Regions from separate parts of the Homo sapiens genome. Here region 1 is linked to region 2. The links are chromatin loops, found by intact Hi-C in ENCODE. Cell type or tissue: Calu3. All regions are shown on one strand. Each heading gives the region's core, and the rest is flanking DNA. Links, peaks and the distances in the headings are about the cores only. Region 1 overlaps MCF2L2 (MCF.2 cell line derived transforming sequence-like 2). Region 2 overlaps MCF2L2 (MCF.2 cell line derived transforming sequence-like 2).

The links. A loop is a pair of places that touch in the nucleus more often than their neighbours do. Peaks named below come from ENCODE experiments on the same cell type or tissue, not always from the same donor. Only the 100,000 strongest peaks of a DNase experiment are listed, where the experiment ranks them.
Region 1: it touches region 2 in a loop (2.1-fold over the local background); 2 of 110 quality-filtered maps call a loop at or near these places.

The regions. Positions count from the first base shown.
Region 1 is chr3:183,271,958-183,280,299 of GRCh38, forward strand. It overlaps MCF2L2 (MCF.2 cell line derived transforming sequence-like 2), which reads right to left. Exons shown (of 30, transcript NM_015078.4): 15 at 4,915-5,000. B3GNT5 (UDP-GlcNAc:betaGal beta-1,3-N-acetylglucosaminyltransferase 5) reads left to right here. Exons shown (of 2, transcript NM_032047.5): 2 at 1-1,428. Among named protein-coding and RNA genes, the nearest start is that of B3GNT5, 23 kb to the left of the region's middle. In Calu3, for the core only: no CTCF peak of the experiment used is centred there; DNase peaks (open chromatin) are centred at 2,867 and 3,704.
Region 2 is chr3:183,323,368-183,331,709 of GRCh38, forward strand. All of the region lies in intron 5 of MCF2L2 (MCF.2 cell line derived transforming sequence-like 2), which reads right to left. Among named protein-coding and RNA genes, the nearest start is that of B3GNT5, 74 kb to the left of the region's middle. In Calu3, for the core only: no CTCF peak of the experiment used is centred there; a DNase peak (open chromatin) is centred at 4,116.

The DNA.
Region 1 (8,342 bases), core at 107-8,106, 52 kb before region 2:
AACCACAGCACTTTGTTCCAAGTTCAGAGTTTTAAATTGAGAGCATTAAACATCAAAGTTATAATATCTAAAACAATTTATTTTTCATCAATAACTGTCAGAGGTGATCTTTATTTTCTAAATATTTCAAACTTGAAAACAGAGTAAAAAAGTGATAGAAAAGTTGCCAGTTTGGGGTTAAAGCATTTTTAAAGCTGCATGTTCCTTGTAATCAAAGAGATGTGTCTGAGATCTAATAGAGTAAGTTACATTTATTTTACAAAGCAGGATAAAAATGTGGCTATAATACACACTACCTCCCTTCACTACAGAAAGAACTAGGTGGTGTCTACTGCTAGGGAGATTATATGAAGGCCAAAATAATGACTTCAGCAAGAGTGACTGAACTCACTCTAAGGCCTTTGACTGCAGAGGCACCTGTTAGGGAAAATCAGATGTCTCATATAATAAGGTGATGTCGGAAACACGCAAAACAAAACGAAAAAAGATTTCTCAGTATACACAACTGAATGATGATACTTACAATTTTTAGCAGGTAGCTTTTTAATGTTTACAGAAATTTTAATTTTTTTCTATTTTGAAATTTGAGGCTTGTTTACATTGCTTAGATAATTTAGAATTTTTAACTAATGTCAAAACTACAGTGTCAAACATTCTAGGTTGTAGTTACTTTCAGAGTAGATACAGGGTTTTAGATCATTACAGTTTAAGTTTTCTGACCAATTAAAAAAACATAGAGAACAAAAGCATATTTGACCAAGCAACAAGCTTATAATTAATTTTTATTAGTTGATTGATTAATGATGTATTGCCTTTTGCCCATATATACCCTGTGTATCTATACTTGGAAGTGTTTAAGGTTGCCATTGGTTGAAAACATAAGTGTCTCTGGCCATCAAAGTGATCTTGTTTACAGCAGTGCTTTTGTGAAACAATTATTTATTTGCTGAAAGAGCTCTTCTGAACTGTGTCCTTTTAATTTTTGCTTAGAATAGAATGGAACAAGTTTAAATTTCAAGGAAATATGAAGGCACTTCCTTTTTTTCTAAGAAGGAAGTTGCTAGATGATTCCTTCATCACACTTACTTAAAGTACTGAGAAGAGTATCTGTAAATAAAAGGGTTCCAACCTTTTAAAAAAGAAGGAAAAAACTTTTTGGTGCTCCAGTGTAGGGCTATCTTTTTAAAAAATGTCAACAAAGGGAAAATAAACTATCAGCTTGGATGGTCACTTGAATAGAAGATGGTTATACACAGTGTTATTGTTAAAATTTTTTTACCTTTTGGTTGGTTTGCATCTTTTTTCCATATTGTTAATTTTATACCAAAATGTTAAATATTTGTATTACTTGAATTTTGCTCTTGTATGGCAAAATAATTAGTGAGTTTAAAAAAAATCTATAGTTTCCAATAAACAACTGAAAAATTATCATGAGATGTGTATTTAAACTTTTTCATGAACATTGCTTATATAATCATTCCTTCTGTCTTAATGTACTACATGGTCTTAGCCCTGTTCCTATAGGATTATCATGTTCTCTGCATTATAGAGCCACCTAAGATGTACTTTTTGTTAAATGACTCATGCTGGAATATCTGGATGGGGAGATGTTCTTTCCTAATGTAGTCATGTGCCACAAAATGACGTTTCGGTTAACGATGGATCACATATATGATGATAGTCCCATGAAATTGTAATGGAACTGCCCTATACAGGTGTACCATTTTTTATCTTTTATTTCAGATTTTTACTGTACCTTTTGTATATTTAGATGTGTTTAGATACACAAATACTTTCCATTGTCTTACAATTGCCTGCAGTATTCAGTACAGCAACATGCTGTACAGGTTTCTAGCCCAGGAGCAATAGGCTCTACCATATATCTAGGTGTCTAGTAGGCTATTCCATCTAGGTTCTCGTATGTATAACCTGGGATGTTTGCACATCGATGTGGTCACCTAAAGATGCATTTATTGGCCAGGCGCCATGGCTCACGCCTGTAATCCCAGCACTTTGGGAGGCCGAGGCAAGTGGACCACCTGAGGTTAGGAGTTTGAGACCAGCCTGGCCAACATGGTGAAACCCCATCTCTACTAAAAATACAAAAATCAGCCAGGTGTGGTGGCACACACCAGTAATCCCAACTACTCGGGAGGCTGAGGCAGGAGAATTGCTTGAACCTGGGAAAGGGAGGTTGCAATGACCTGAGATTGTGCCACTGCTCTCCAACCTGGACGACAGAGCGAGACTGTCTCAAAAAAAAAAAAAATGCATTTCTCAGAACTTATCCTCATTGTTAAGCAATGCATGACTATAATCTGTTGAGAGAGGGATGAAATCACCTGTAGTTATAGCGCTTTAAGATACCATTTGAAAAGGTTACGTTTTCCTTTTCTTTGACACGGTTAGCTGTCTGAAATACAGTCAATTTTAACCCTAATCTCTTAATATCAGGAATGCCCTTACACCTACTTTGGAGTGTCTGGTGCTTCGATATAGTTGCATGTAATGTGCTCTCATCTGTTTTTACCTGATTCCTGCTCAGTTCTTCACATGGCATATTGTGTAACTCAATCTATATTTAAAACTTGTAAGCATCCGAATTATTTGTTTATGGTAGAACTTTTTACTTGCAAGTCGTGGTAGGAGTGTTTGTAGTTGGTACTAAAATGTGATGACTTGGAAGAATTAATTAATGACCTATATTTGGGGACTTTAATTGGATGCTATAGCTGCAATGAGAATAGAACCAGAGAACTCTTGATATGCAAGGTTATTCATTCTGTGATAATAATGAGAGGAATATTCGATGTCTCTTTGAGTCAGTTTTCCTTCCGATCACTTCCGCATTCTGCAGTGACACAATCCTTAATCATAGCTTTCATTACAATATTCCTTTACTCCAGACCTCAAAGACTCCTCACTGCCTCCAGCATCAAATCTAAACTCTTCTACCTGGTTTTCAACGCCCTACGTAAACTTTTCCTCCTTCATTCCCTATAGCTTGGTTTTTTTTTTTTTATCACTGCCACTATTATCTATCACAAATGTCAATCATGACCATACCTTGCTTAAGTTGGTTTCCCTTGCCAAGAGCACTGTTTTTCCTATACCTGTTGAAATTTTGGAAATCCAATTCTACCTCCTCTCTTCCCTTAAGCATCTCTTCCTTCCCTTCTCCCCAAATTTATATTTAGTCACATATATTATCGTACTACCTACTAATCATTCCATGTGTTTTTTTACGAGCTGTAAGTTCTGAAGGCAACCATGCCTTGTACAGTGTCCACTTAGGGTTCTGAATAATTAATCATCTCCCCAAAATCTGAAAGCCTTCTATATACCAAGCAAATTTGTTTAGTTATGCAGCAAAACTCAAATCTATAAAATCAAAAAGGAATAAGGAAATACAGATTAAACAGTTGCAGCAAAGACTGGTGATCTTAAGGTATTTAGTCAAAGCTGGTGGTAGAACAAAAACAGTAGTCTTACAGATTCTACCTCTTGATTAACTCAGTGGCTAATTTTGCCTTTTCTCAAAGTTCTTTTGCAAGAACATAAAGATATTTTTGTTTCTTTAGTTGAGTGCTGTAACTTTATTCCTTTGTGTTTCTCATAAGTATGATTTGGCAGTCTGCCATACGTTTTTTGTTTTTTTTCTTCCTCTTTGAGACAGGGTTTTGCTCTGTCACCCAGGCTGCAGTGCAGCTGTGTGATCACAGCTTAGCTCACTGCAGACTTAGCTTCCTGGGCTCAAGCAATCTTCTCACCTCAGTCTCCTGAGTAACTGAGACTACAGGTGCACCCCACCACATCCCGCTAAATGTTTTAATTTCTTGTGGAGATGGTGTCTTCACTATGTTGCTCAGGCTGGTCTTCAACTCCTGGGCTCGAGCAATCCTCCTACCTCAGCCTCCCAAAGTGTTGGAAAGTGTTGGGATTACAGACCTGAGCCACCACACCTGGCCTGTTATAAGTTAATACAATAATTCATCAACTAACTTAAAGAACACTAAGACTCTTACAAAAGTAGGTATGAGTTTTAGTAAAAGTCTCAAAAGATAAACTGTCACTTAAGGAAAACTAGAGAACATATCATTGCCAAATGGTGTTTTTCAGAGATTATACCATTCAACGCCCACATGCTGAATTGGGCCATTCATTATAACTCCAGGAACATGGCAATCAGTAAGAGCCCACATGTTTCTTTGAATACACCGTAAGTGAAAGAATATAAAGTAGTCTAGTTAATATTATGTTTAATCAAGGAGCACATTCCTAAAGATGTTTGTTCATTCATTCTACAGACATTTTTCAGAGGCCTGCTAAGAGTCAAGCATTATGATAGACGCCATGGATAAAAGCTTACAAGTCAACCAGCGTGGGTATAAATAATGTGACTAGCACTAGAACAGGTATCATGATGGGGATTCTGAGTATAAATATTTTTTTAAAATAAATTTCCCCGTGTTATTTTTGGCTTTTACCTCCCTAATTTAGGCTTTCTAAATGGCACAGCATTTCTGAGGATGCAAACACCTTTCTACAGAGCAAAAACAGCATTTGTATAAATTTGTGTCTTTGGGGAACCAAGAGACTTTAAATGTGTTTAAACCAATAATTCAGTCAATATCAACATTAGCTTACATGTAATATTCTCTTGATAGCCCAATTTTTTAAAACACTGTATTCTTAGAAGTTTGGTTTCTAAGATGTCACTTTAAGCTCTTTTGCTTGTTGCTTTTGTGGGATCCACAAATTTTGTTCTCAGGTACATAAATGAAGGTTAGTATAGAGGATAAATATTATGATTCTTATCTGGGAAAGACAGGTGCTGAGGTGTAAAAGAGAGGATCCTCGCCACCCATGCCCCGCACCCCCTCGCCCCCTGCACCCACGGATGTGCAGTCTTACCTGCGGGGGGAAAGGTCTCCGAGCCTGGCCTGCTGCTCCAGCTCAGGGTTCCCCCTTTCATGATGGCTTTCAAAGATTTCTTCACTCTGAAGTGAAAGAAATTTTGGTAAGATTTGATATTGTAGGGACCTCCTAATCTATATTTTTCTCTCTCCCAATTTCTGTGTTTGATTTTGGTTTTGAGTCTCTCGATAAGCAAAATATCCAGTTTCTCATGCCGCTTTCTCAGGTTTTCCCCAGCCACTCTGGATCCATTATGGTTTGCCCTTTTTGGCTTCCTTTAGGCACACTAAAAACTCCTTCCCAAAAGCAGGTATCGGCCGGGCGTGGTGGCAGGCGCCTGTAATCCCAGCTACTCTGGAGGCTGAGGCAGGAGAATTGCTCGAACCTGGGAGGCGGAGGTTGCAGTGAGCCAAGATCACACCATTGCACTCCAGCCTCAGCAACAGAGCGAGATGCCATATCCAAAAAAAAAAAAAAAAGCAGGTGTCCTTTCCCCTTAATCATGAAGGGCTATTCATACTTTACTGCCCCACCCCTATTGATTCATAAGAGGACAGTAAAGCGATCACTGCATTCAACATCTCCTTTTTTTTTTTCTTGTAAGAAATCAAGGTCTGGAAAAGTTGCACTCGCCCTGAGACCAGAAAGTGCTGGAGGCAGAGATGAAGTAAGCCCAGTGTAGGCTTTCACAGATGCGTGATAACAAGTCTAACTAAAGAAGTACCTGGGATACTAGTTTTGCCAATTCAGCTCTAAAACAATATGGCAATCTTATATTCCAAATATATATATATATATTTGTATTTATAGTAGAGATGGGGTTTCACCATGTTGGCTAGGCTGGTCTTGAACTCCTGACCTCAAATGATCCACTGACCTCAGCCTCCTAAAGTGGAGGAAACATATATATATGTTTTCCTTTTAAAATAGGATGTCAGTCCAATAAGAATCTAAATTTTAGTTCCCTCTAATATATATATCTGACTAGGGACCAGATAATATTTTTCATGTGTCAATATATAAAAGTTGGCCAGGTGCAGTGGCTCATGCCTGTAATCCCAGCACTTTAGGAGGCTGAGGTCAGTGGATCATTTGAGGTCAGGAGTTCAAGACCAGCCTAGCCAACATGGTGAAACCCCATCTCTACTAAAAATACAAAAATTAGCCGGGCATGGTGGCAGGCACCTGTAATCCAGCTATTTGGGAGGCTGAGGCAGGAGAATCACTTGAGCCTGGGAGGCAGAGGTTGCGGTGAGCTGAGATTGCACCACTGCACTCCAGTCTGGGCGACACAGTGAGACCCTGTCTCAAAAGAAAAAATATATATATATATATATTTTTTATTATATTGTTTATTAAACAAATAAAAATAAAAGATATCTCATCAGTTACGATGTAAATGAAAAAATTGTGTGTGTGTGTGTGTGTGTGTGTTATGATGTACTTCTTGTGAGTTGTGGTCAGGCTTTGAAAGCCACTATGTATGTGTGTGTGTGTGTACATAAAAGTAAGTATCAGTCCCAGGATTCAAATTCGAACCAGTCCCAGTCAAATTCAATCTAATTATTTTCACCACACTACCAAAAGTCTTTCTTCACATTTTCTATATAAAGTTGAACTAATTAATACAGCAGTGAATGTTACATTGTATCCTTTTGCAGTTTCTCATCTATGACATTACTATGCCTGAATTCCCCACTGGACTTTGAACTCAGTCTTACTCATCTTTGGATCCCCAGCGTGTAATACAGGCCCTTCATAAAGAGTGACCATTATTACTAACAAAATTTCCTCTCACTGTGAAACCTGCTCCCAATTATAAAATGAATTGTGCTCTTTCGAACTCCGTTGATCTATTGTATGCAGGGTGGATCATAGAGTCTTATTTCATAATAACCTAGTGATGGAAAAATAACAATGATTCAGGAGTAGGTAATGGACCTTGTCATCTTTTACACTGAATGATGAGATTTCCCTAATTTATAGATTTTGTCATGCATGAGATGCCCTCAGGAGCTTGCAGAAATGCCTTGGCACGTTGCTCTGCTGACATGTGTCAGATGGCTGGTGTGGAGGTAGAGGGAGTCTCCTCTGCCAAGCAAGTCTAATGGAATATAACACTGGTGCCATTGAGGATGCAATGAGAAGGACCCACAGCAGATCCAGAGACTGCATTCATAAAAGCTGCACAGTATACCATGTTTTATTAAGGTATAGACAGATTAGTTGTGTTCTAGCATAGTGGTTTTCAAAGCCTGACCACAACTCACAAGAAGTACATAACACACACACACACACACATACACACACACATTTTTTCATTTACATCGTAACTGATGAGATATCTTTTATTTTTATTTGCTTAATTTTTTATTTCTTTTTTTTTTGAGACGAAAGGTGAATTGTAGCCAAAGTACTTTTAGGAAATTTTAAAATTACACATTTTGAAAGCTCTAGGAGGAAGAGAGCATATTCAAGTAAAACCTTTCTTTTATTCAAATAGTAGACTAAAAAATTGACCATAGACTAACTCAGCAATTGCTGCCATATTTCTTAGTGAGGGATTCCTTATGAGCTCCATTGAATGATAAAAGGATACTCTTCCAAATCAGAGCAACAATCGTTTCTTGTGACACTGCATCCTTTTTCCCTTCCTTCACCCTGAATTGCCCCTAGGGTATACCTAGGAGAGGGAGGGCTGGCAACCAGCTGCTGTTGTGAAAGGGATGTCATTCATGGCCTGCCCTATTGGGAGGCCAATCAGGCGGAACAGCCCCTCTCCCCTTATGGTCATTTTATCCTGAAGAAAAAGGGTGGCAAAAAGATGGCAAAAAAGATTGCTGATCACAGATCACTGTTACAAATACAACAATTGGCTGGGCATGGTGGCTCACGCCTGTAATCCCAGCACTTCGGGAGGCCGAGGCGAGTGGATCACGAGGTCAAGAGTTCAAGACCAGCCTGACCAACATGGTGAAAACCCGTCTCTACTAAAAATACAAAAATTAGCCGGGCATAGTGGCGCATGTCTGTAGTCCCAGCTACTCAGGAGGCTGAGGCAGGAAAGTCACTTGAACCCGGAGGTGGAGGTTGAGTGAACCAAGATTGTGCCACTGCCCTCCAGCCTGGGCGACAGAGCAAGATTCCGTCTCCAAAAAAAAAAAAGGAGGGGGTGGCAATGAGACAGGGAACTGCTCTGGGTCCAACTCCCCTCACATAGCCCCAACCCCCATATCCACCCCACAAACCTCCACCTCCCCACTTCCAGCCTCTCCAGTTTCAAAGTGACGCTTACCAACACGCAGGCTCTCCAGGAGCACCTTGAAAGGTAACTTCTTACATCTTTCCAAAACACTTATAATCTAATTGTTCTTTCTCCCCTATATTTTGAAGAAATGCATGCTCTCAAAATTGAAAAAAACGCC
Region 2 (8,342 bases), core at 236-8,235:
TAATTAAACATACTCCTCATTGATCATTAAATAATAGCTCATTTACATTCTATTCTTATCATAATTATATTTTATATTCTATTATTATTTAAATGATACTCCAACTTTGCTTTATCAGGCATTTATATTTAAAAATGGTTACAGCCAAGCACAGTCGCTCATGCCGGTAATCTCAGCACTTTGGAAGGCTGAGGTGGGAGAATCATTTGAGGCCTGGAGTTTGAGACCAGCCAGAGCAACATAGCAAGACCCCATCACTAGAAAAAAAATAAAAAAAAAAATTAGCCAGGCATGGTGGCATGCACCTGTGGCCCCAGCTACTTGGGTGGCTAAGTCAAGAGGACTGCTTGGGCCTGGAGGTTAAGGCTGCAGCAAACAGTGATCGCACCATGGCACTCCAGCCTGGGCGACAGAACAAGACCACATCAAAAAAAAAAAAAAAAGTTACTATATCCAGCAGGGAAATATTTTAAAGTCTCTTCCATTTTTTGCTTTTGAGTGAGAAATACCAAAGCGTGGTATAGCCTGTGACAAAATGTTGACTTGGCTCAGGGAACACAGTTCCAGGCTACCTAGAAGTCAGGCCTTGCTTTACGTGAATTTTCAGTCATAAGTTCCCAAGCTAAGGTACACCTTTCAGCCACCAAAATCAAGTGTTGTGCAATGGCCTGAAAGTCTACCATGAGAAGCCCAATCAAAGCTGGTCGGGTAAATGTGAAAATAAAACTAGAATACAGGGAAACACAAAGAGTATGCATTGAAAAGACTCACTACACTGGTGCGCCCCGATGAAGAATATTGATGTGTCCCTACTTTAGCTTGCACTGAGGGGATCTGGAGGTGACAGGGCATTGGGTTTTATAAGCTAGCAGTTCCGCTGATGAGCGAACACTCACACATCCAGAGGAAGCTGACGCATCCCCAATTGCCCCTTTCTATTCCTTGGCAGTAGTTCTGGCCTGGGTGTGGTTCTGGCTCACTCAGTGACTATATCACACCCTCTACTCACTCCTGAGTGGGACAAGGACTCCTCACTCCTATCTCTGAAACACATCTTTGAAGCCTTTAACTATGACATTATATTTTTTCACTCCCTGTTGATTATTTTGAAAATTAACTCTTGGTCAGAGGACATAAGAATATGGACTTCCTTCTATTATTGTAAAGTATTAGTCAAGGAATGAATCCACTTTGGAATGAGAATATAAATTAGAGACCAGCCAGGTACGGTGGTTTGCACCTGTAATCCCAGCTACTCAGGAGGCTGAGGCAGGAGGACTCCGTGGGCCCAGGAATTTGAGGCTCCAATGAGCTGTGATCGCATCACTGCACTCCAGACTGGGTGATAGAGGGAGACCCCATCTCTTAAAAAAAAAAATTGTGGCCTAAAGTCTATAGGCCAAAATTATGCAACAAAACTGATTTACTCTTTCAACAGATATGTATTGAACTACTAAAAAAAAGTGCCAGGTTATTCACAATAGCAAAGACTTGGAACCAACCCAAATGTCCAACAATGATAGACTGGATTAAGAAAATGTGGCACATATACATCATGGAATACTATGCAGCCATAAAAAATGTAGAGTTCATGTCCTTTGTAGGGACATGGATGAAACTGGAAACCATCATTCTCAGCAAACTATCACAAGGACAAAAAACCAAAGCATGTTCTCACTCATAGGTGGGAATTGAACAATGAGAACACATGGACACGGGAAGGGGAACATCATACTCCGGGGACTGTTGTGGGGTGGGGGGAGGGGGGAGGGATAGCATTAGGAGATATACCTAATGCTAAATGACGAGTTAATGGGTGCAGCACACCAGCATGGCACATGTATACATATGTAACAAACCTGCACATTGTGCACATGTACCCTAGAACTTAAAGTATAATAATAATAAAAGAAAAAAAAGTGCCAGGTACTGGGGGATAATAAGGTAAACAAGACAGACCCTGTTCTAGAGAGACTCAGGCTCTGTGGGATTTGATTACCACCTATCACCACCTTAACCTTGTCAGGCCCCATGTCTTGCTCCTCCACTTCTGAAAATGGTTTGGGGCTTTTAAAATGTATCTTTATAATATGAGAATGGATAAAAACCTGAATCTATCTGTGCCTTTCCCACCTAAAAATTTTAAACCACTTATGGGAGTTTTTAAAAGGTATTTATTCTTTCTAAAATTAGAAATTTTAGGACAGGTCGTTAGAAATTATCAAGCTAAAAATGTATTTTGCTTCTTGGAGTATGAGTTGCTATGGTAATAATCGACATTTTAAAAAAGACCCAATGTGCAACATTGTATTAGGCAAAAGTAACCTTGCACAGGGTCTGGAGTTTCAGAAACCTATCCTGCCAGGCTGCATATTTTCTGTACCATGAGGGAGGTGTGATATCCCACACTTGCCAAAACTCTGCTTTCTCATCTTAAGCTTTAGATGACGAAGAGGAATTTTAAGTTGAAAGCGAAAAGTGAAAATTAAAAACAAAGGATTATATTAGAAGAGTTAATACTGTTAAGTATTGATCTGTAGAGTCAAAACAATTCCATAATCAAAATCCCAGCTGACTTTTTATAGAAATTAACAAACTGATTCTAAAATTCATATAGAAATGCAAAAGACATCAAATAGGTAAAACAATTTTGTAAAAGAAGAAAAAAGTTGAATGAGTCACATAAGTTTTGTCAGTTTCAAAACTTAATAAAATTGCAGTAAAGAAGAGTGTGGTAATGACAAAGGATGGACAAATAGATCAATGGGAAAAAAAAAGCAAGTCCTGATAGACCCACACAAATACGATCAATTGATTTTTTAAACTTTTTATCCTGTGAAGAGGCTGGGCGCAGTGACTCATGCCTGTAATCCCAGCACTTTAACAGGCGGAGGCGGACAGATCACCTGAGGTCAGGAGTTCGAGACTAGCCTGGCCAACATGGGGAAACCCCATCTCTACTAAAAATACAAAAATTAGCCGGGCATGGTGGTGGGTGCCTGTAATCCCAGCTGCTTGGGAGGCTGAGGCAAAAGAATCGCTGGAATTCAGGAGGCGGAGGTTGCAGTGGGCCGAGATTACACCACTGTACTCCAGCCTAGGCAATGAGAGTGAAACTCCGTCTCAAAAAAAAAAAAAAAAAAAAAAAACAAAAAAAAACCCACAAACCTTTTTATCCTGTGAAGTAATTATAGATTCACAAGAAGTTGCAAAGATAATTATAGTTTCATAGGAAGTTACAAAGGCAGTACAGAGAGGTCCTAGGCACCTTTCACCACCAATGGTTACATCTTACATAATTACAGTACAATATCAAGACCAGGAATTTGATATGCTTATAATGTGTGTGTATGTAGCTCTGTCATTTTCCCACATATGTTGTTTCCTGTACCCACCAGTACAAGCAAGATGCAAAACTGTCCCATCGCCACAAAGACCTCCCTTGTGCTGCACCTTTCAGTCATCTCCCACCCCCAAAATCCCTCCCTGAACCCCGGCAAACACTAATCTGATTTTTTACAAAGGTGCAAAGGTAATTCAATGGAGAAATAATTCTATTTAAACAAATGGTGCTGAAACAACCGGACATTCATATGTAAAAATAGGAATCTTGACCCACACCTATGAAAGTAGCCAGAATCAAAACAGAGTCACTAGTATTAAAAAATAAATAAATAGGCCGGGCATGGTGGCTCACACCTGTAATCCCAGCACTTTGGGGGGCCGAGGCAGGCAGATCACGAGGTCAGGAATTCGAGACCAGCCTGACCAACATGGTGAAACCCTGTCTCTACTAAAAATACAAAAATTAGCCGGGCGTGGTGGCAGTCGCCTGTAATCCCAGCTACTTGGGAGGCTGAGGCAGGAGAATCGCTTGAACCTGGGAGGCAGAGGTTGCAGTGAGCCGAGAGAGCACCACTGCACTCCAACCTGGGTGAGAGAATGAGACTCTGTCTCAAAAAATAAATAAAAATAAATAAATAAATAAATAAAACCTAACCAATAGGCCAGGGAAGACTGCAAAGAAAGGGTTCTCACACTTGTATGCCTGATAACAAAACTATCACAAAGGACGGCAAAAACTACAACCTGGCACACAGGCCATTGCAACATTCAACTGCCTGTCCAACTTCCGACTGGCATCGCTCTTGTTATTGATCTTTGTAGCCAAGAATAATGATCTCGAAACAATTACATAATGCTCCTCATGTTCCCTTTAAAAACCTCTGTCTCCCTCTACCTTCCTGAATAAGCACGTAGTTTACTATGTCACACATATTCCCATTTCAATGCCCTGTTCCTGAATAAATATTTTCTTTTAGAGAGCCTCTCCCTGTCTGTTATTTAGGCTGACATATCTCACATCTTATACAAAAATTAAGTCAAAATGGATCATAGATCTAAACATGAAACATTAAACTTGGAAGAAAATGTAGAAGAAAACTGTGGTATAGTAAGAAATGTATTCAGTCTTTGTCCCTGGTTCCTGGTACAGAGTTCCTAAAACTCTTATAATTTCTTGAGTGATAGGAGTATCTTGTATTATTTATAATGAACCCCTTTGGTCACACCTGAGTTTACATGAATGCGGTGACTCAGGGTGGGAACTCTAGATAGCCTCTGGATGGAGCTGGTGTCCAGAAAAAATAAGTGATTATAATTTGGAATTTTCAGCCCCACTCACTGACCTCTGGGAAGAAGAAGATTAAACTCTATAGAAACTCTAGAACAAGGAGATTTAAGGAGCTCCCAGGTTGGTGAATACACCAAGGTCCTGGAAGGGTGGTATGCTGGAGACAGCGTGGAAGCTCTGTGCACCCCACACACCTTGCCCTATGGATCTCATTCATCTGGCTGTTCCTGAGTTATATCCTTTATGATAAACCAGTAAACATAAGTAAAGTGTTTCCCTTAGTTCTGTGAGTCATTCTAGCAAATTATAGAACCCAAGGAGGAGGCTGTCAGAACCCCCCTAATCCACAGCTGGTAGGTCAGAAGTACAGGATGCCCAGACTTAAAATTAGCATCTGAAGTGGGGACAGTCTTGAGGGACTGAGCCCTCAACTTGTGGGATCTGATGCTAACTTCAGTGTCTGAATTGAATTGTAGAGCCCCTGATTGGTGTCTAGACAGTTGGAGAACTGCTTGGTGTGAAAAAAAAAAAAAAGCAGCCTACACATTAGTTGTCAGAAGTGTTGTGTGAGTAGAGAAAGTGTTTTCTCAGAGAAATTTTAGGAGAAATATTTGGGTTAGGCAAAGAGTTCTGTGATATGGCACCAAAAGCATAACCCATAAAAGAAAAGCTGATAAGCTGGACTTCATCCAAATTAAAAACATTTGCTCTGCAAAAGACACTGTTAAGAGAATGAAAATCCAACCTACAAACTGAGAGAAAATATTTGCAAGTCATATATCAGACAGTGATTTATATCCAGAACATATAAAGAACTCTCAAAACCCAACAATGTGAAAACAAAAACCCAATTAAAAAAGGGCAAAAGATTTGAACAGAAGCATCACCAAAGAACATATACAGATGGAAAATAAATACATGAAAAGAGGCTCAATATCATGAATCATTAGGAAATAGCAAATTAAAACCACAGTGAGATACCACAACATGCCTATTAAATGACTAATTAAAAAAATACCCTCGTTTTTGAAAAGGTGGTAAGAGTATGAAGTAGCTGGAATTCACATACATTGCTGGTGGGAATGCAAAATGATAGAGCCACTTTGCAAAAACAGTTTGGCAATTTCTTTTAAAGTTAAACATAAACCTACTCTGTGGCCCAGCAAACACATGTATGTGAATGTTTATAGCAGCTTTATTCTTTTTTTTTCTTTGAGACAGCGTCTCGCTCTGTCGCCCAGGCTGGAGTGCAGTGGCATGATCTCGGCTCACTGCAACCTCTGCCTCAGCAATTCTCCTGCCTCAGCCTCCAGAGTAGCTGGGACTACAGGCACACCCACCATGCCCAGCTAATTTCTGTATTTTTAGTAGAGACGGGGTTTCACCATGTTGGCCAGGCTGGTCTCGAACTCCTGACCTTAGGTGATCCACCCACCTCAACCTCCCAAAGTTTTGGGATTACAGGTGTGAGCCACCATGTTTGGCTGCAGCTTTATCCTTAATCACTAAAAACTAGAAACAACTCAAATGTTCTTTCCTGGTGAATGGTGAACAGATAAACAGGGACCTCTATAATGTGAGATAATATTCAGCAATGAAAGGAAAGAACTATGGGCATACCCAGCAACATGGATGAACCCCAACTGTTTTATGCTAAGTGAAAGAAGTCAGACTCAGACTCAAAGGCTACCCAGTATACACAGTCATGTGTCACTTAATGACAGAGATCAATTCTGAGAAAATCGCCATTAGGCAATTTTGTTGCTATTCAGTCATAAAGTGCATTTACACAAACCTAGATGGGACAGCCTGCTACATGCATGGGCTAACTGGTGTAACCTATTGTGCCTAGGCTACAAGCCTGTACAGCATGTTACTGTACTGAACATTGTAGGCAAGTATAACACAATGGAAAGTATTTCTGTATCTAAACACATCTAAACACAGAAAAGGGGCCGGGGCAGTGGCTCACATATGTAATCCCAACACTTTGGGAGGCTGACACAGGAGGATCGTTTGAGCCCAGGAGTTCAAGGCCAGCATGGGCAATACAAGGAAACCCCTGTCTCTACAAAAAATAAATTAAAAAAAAAAATCAGCCGGGCATGGTGGTGCGCACCTGTAGTCCCAGCTACTGAAGAGGCTGAGGTGGGAGGATAGCTTGAGCCCCAGAGTCTGAGGTTACACTGAGCCATGATCACACCACTGCACTCCTGCCCAGGTGACAGAGCAAGACCCTGTCTTGAAAAAAAAAAAAAAAAAAGAAGAAGAAAAAAAGGAAAGGAAAAGGAAAAGGAAAGGAAAGGAAAAACTTTTTTTAAAAAGTACAGTAAAAATAGAGTTTTATAATTTTATGGGACCACCACTGTATATGTGGTCCGTTGTTGACCAAAATGTTGTTATGCAGCACATGGCTGGAATTGCATTTGTATGACTCTCTGCAAAAAGGCAAAACTATAAGGATGGAGAGCAGATCAGTGGCAGCCAGGGATTAGGGATGGGGAGAGGGGCTGGCTACAAAAGGGCAGAGTGAGGAAGTTTTGCGTGGTGATGGGGCTGTTCTGTATCTTTATTGTGGTGACTGGATAACACCACGCATTTGTCAAACTTCATAGAACTGTACACCAAAGAGAGTGAATTTTACCTGATGTAAATTTTCAAAAACAAATGAGAGGCAGTTTCCCCACATTTTTTTTCTTCTTTTAATCTTTACAGGATAGAAATGTTTAAAAAGTTTTTATATTCTATATAGTGAAGAAAAAAGGCAGAATAATTGTGCTCATCAAACCCACAGGACACACTAAGCATGTAAAACTGGCCTTAAAACATTTTTTCTGTCTTTTCTTGGATTCTGTTTTTGTCTATTTGGCATCCTCTCATTACAGGGTCAATTACATGAGCCACATTTTCTTATTTTCTGTACTCTTGAGGCTCTGGCATTTGTGGCCTCCATGACTAGGAAGAGACTGCCCCGCCACCCCCACCCCAGGGCTAACCACTTCTTAGAGACAGGGAAGGGGTTAGCTGGGAGCAGGTCTTTCATACGCAAAACAACCAGTCTCAAATCCAAATCCCCAACCACCACCTTATCAAACTCTCACACACCAGGCCATTGTTTACCTTGCCCTAAGTCATCCCAGGGCCAGGTGCCATGTAACAAAGAGACAATCCTTATACCCCAAAGACTGCAGGAGTTATTCAAACTAGTCCATACTAAATCCTGCCTTGCTTTGCCTGCAGAACTCCAGTAAACGCTCTGTCCTAGACTTTCCTCTGCCTCCTTCTTCTGCCTCCTGACCAAAGCTTGGTGCTTCCCCAGTAGCCCATGCGGCGTGAGGTGACCCCGACCCCTGGACATGTGGATATTATAAACTTCTTCCTTCCAAGCCTGTCTCTTCCTGTGGCCCCACCAACTTTACCATACGTGCATATTCTTGTAACAATTGTTAAAAGCTAAAAATGTCTTGTTTCTTTTCCTTTTCTGTATACATTTGTGTTCTTATCTATAGATGCTTAAAACCGTTCTTTCAAAGAAATACATGGTCTTTTAACTGCACAAGAAGCATTTCCTGTATTCTGACACAAACTCCATTTTAAGCAACCAATTTCCACGATCATAGCCTCTTCAGGAGTTTTACAAGACTGCCTTGGTGACTTCACATTAACAGTTTTATGAGGCTGCTATGAGTACAGCTGTTCCAGAATAGGG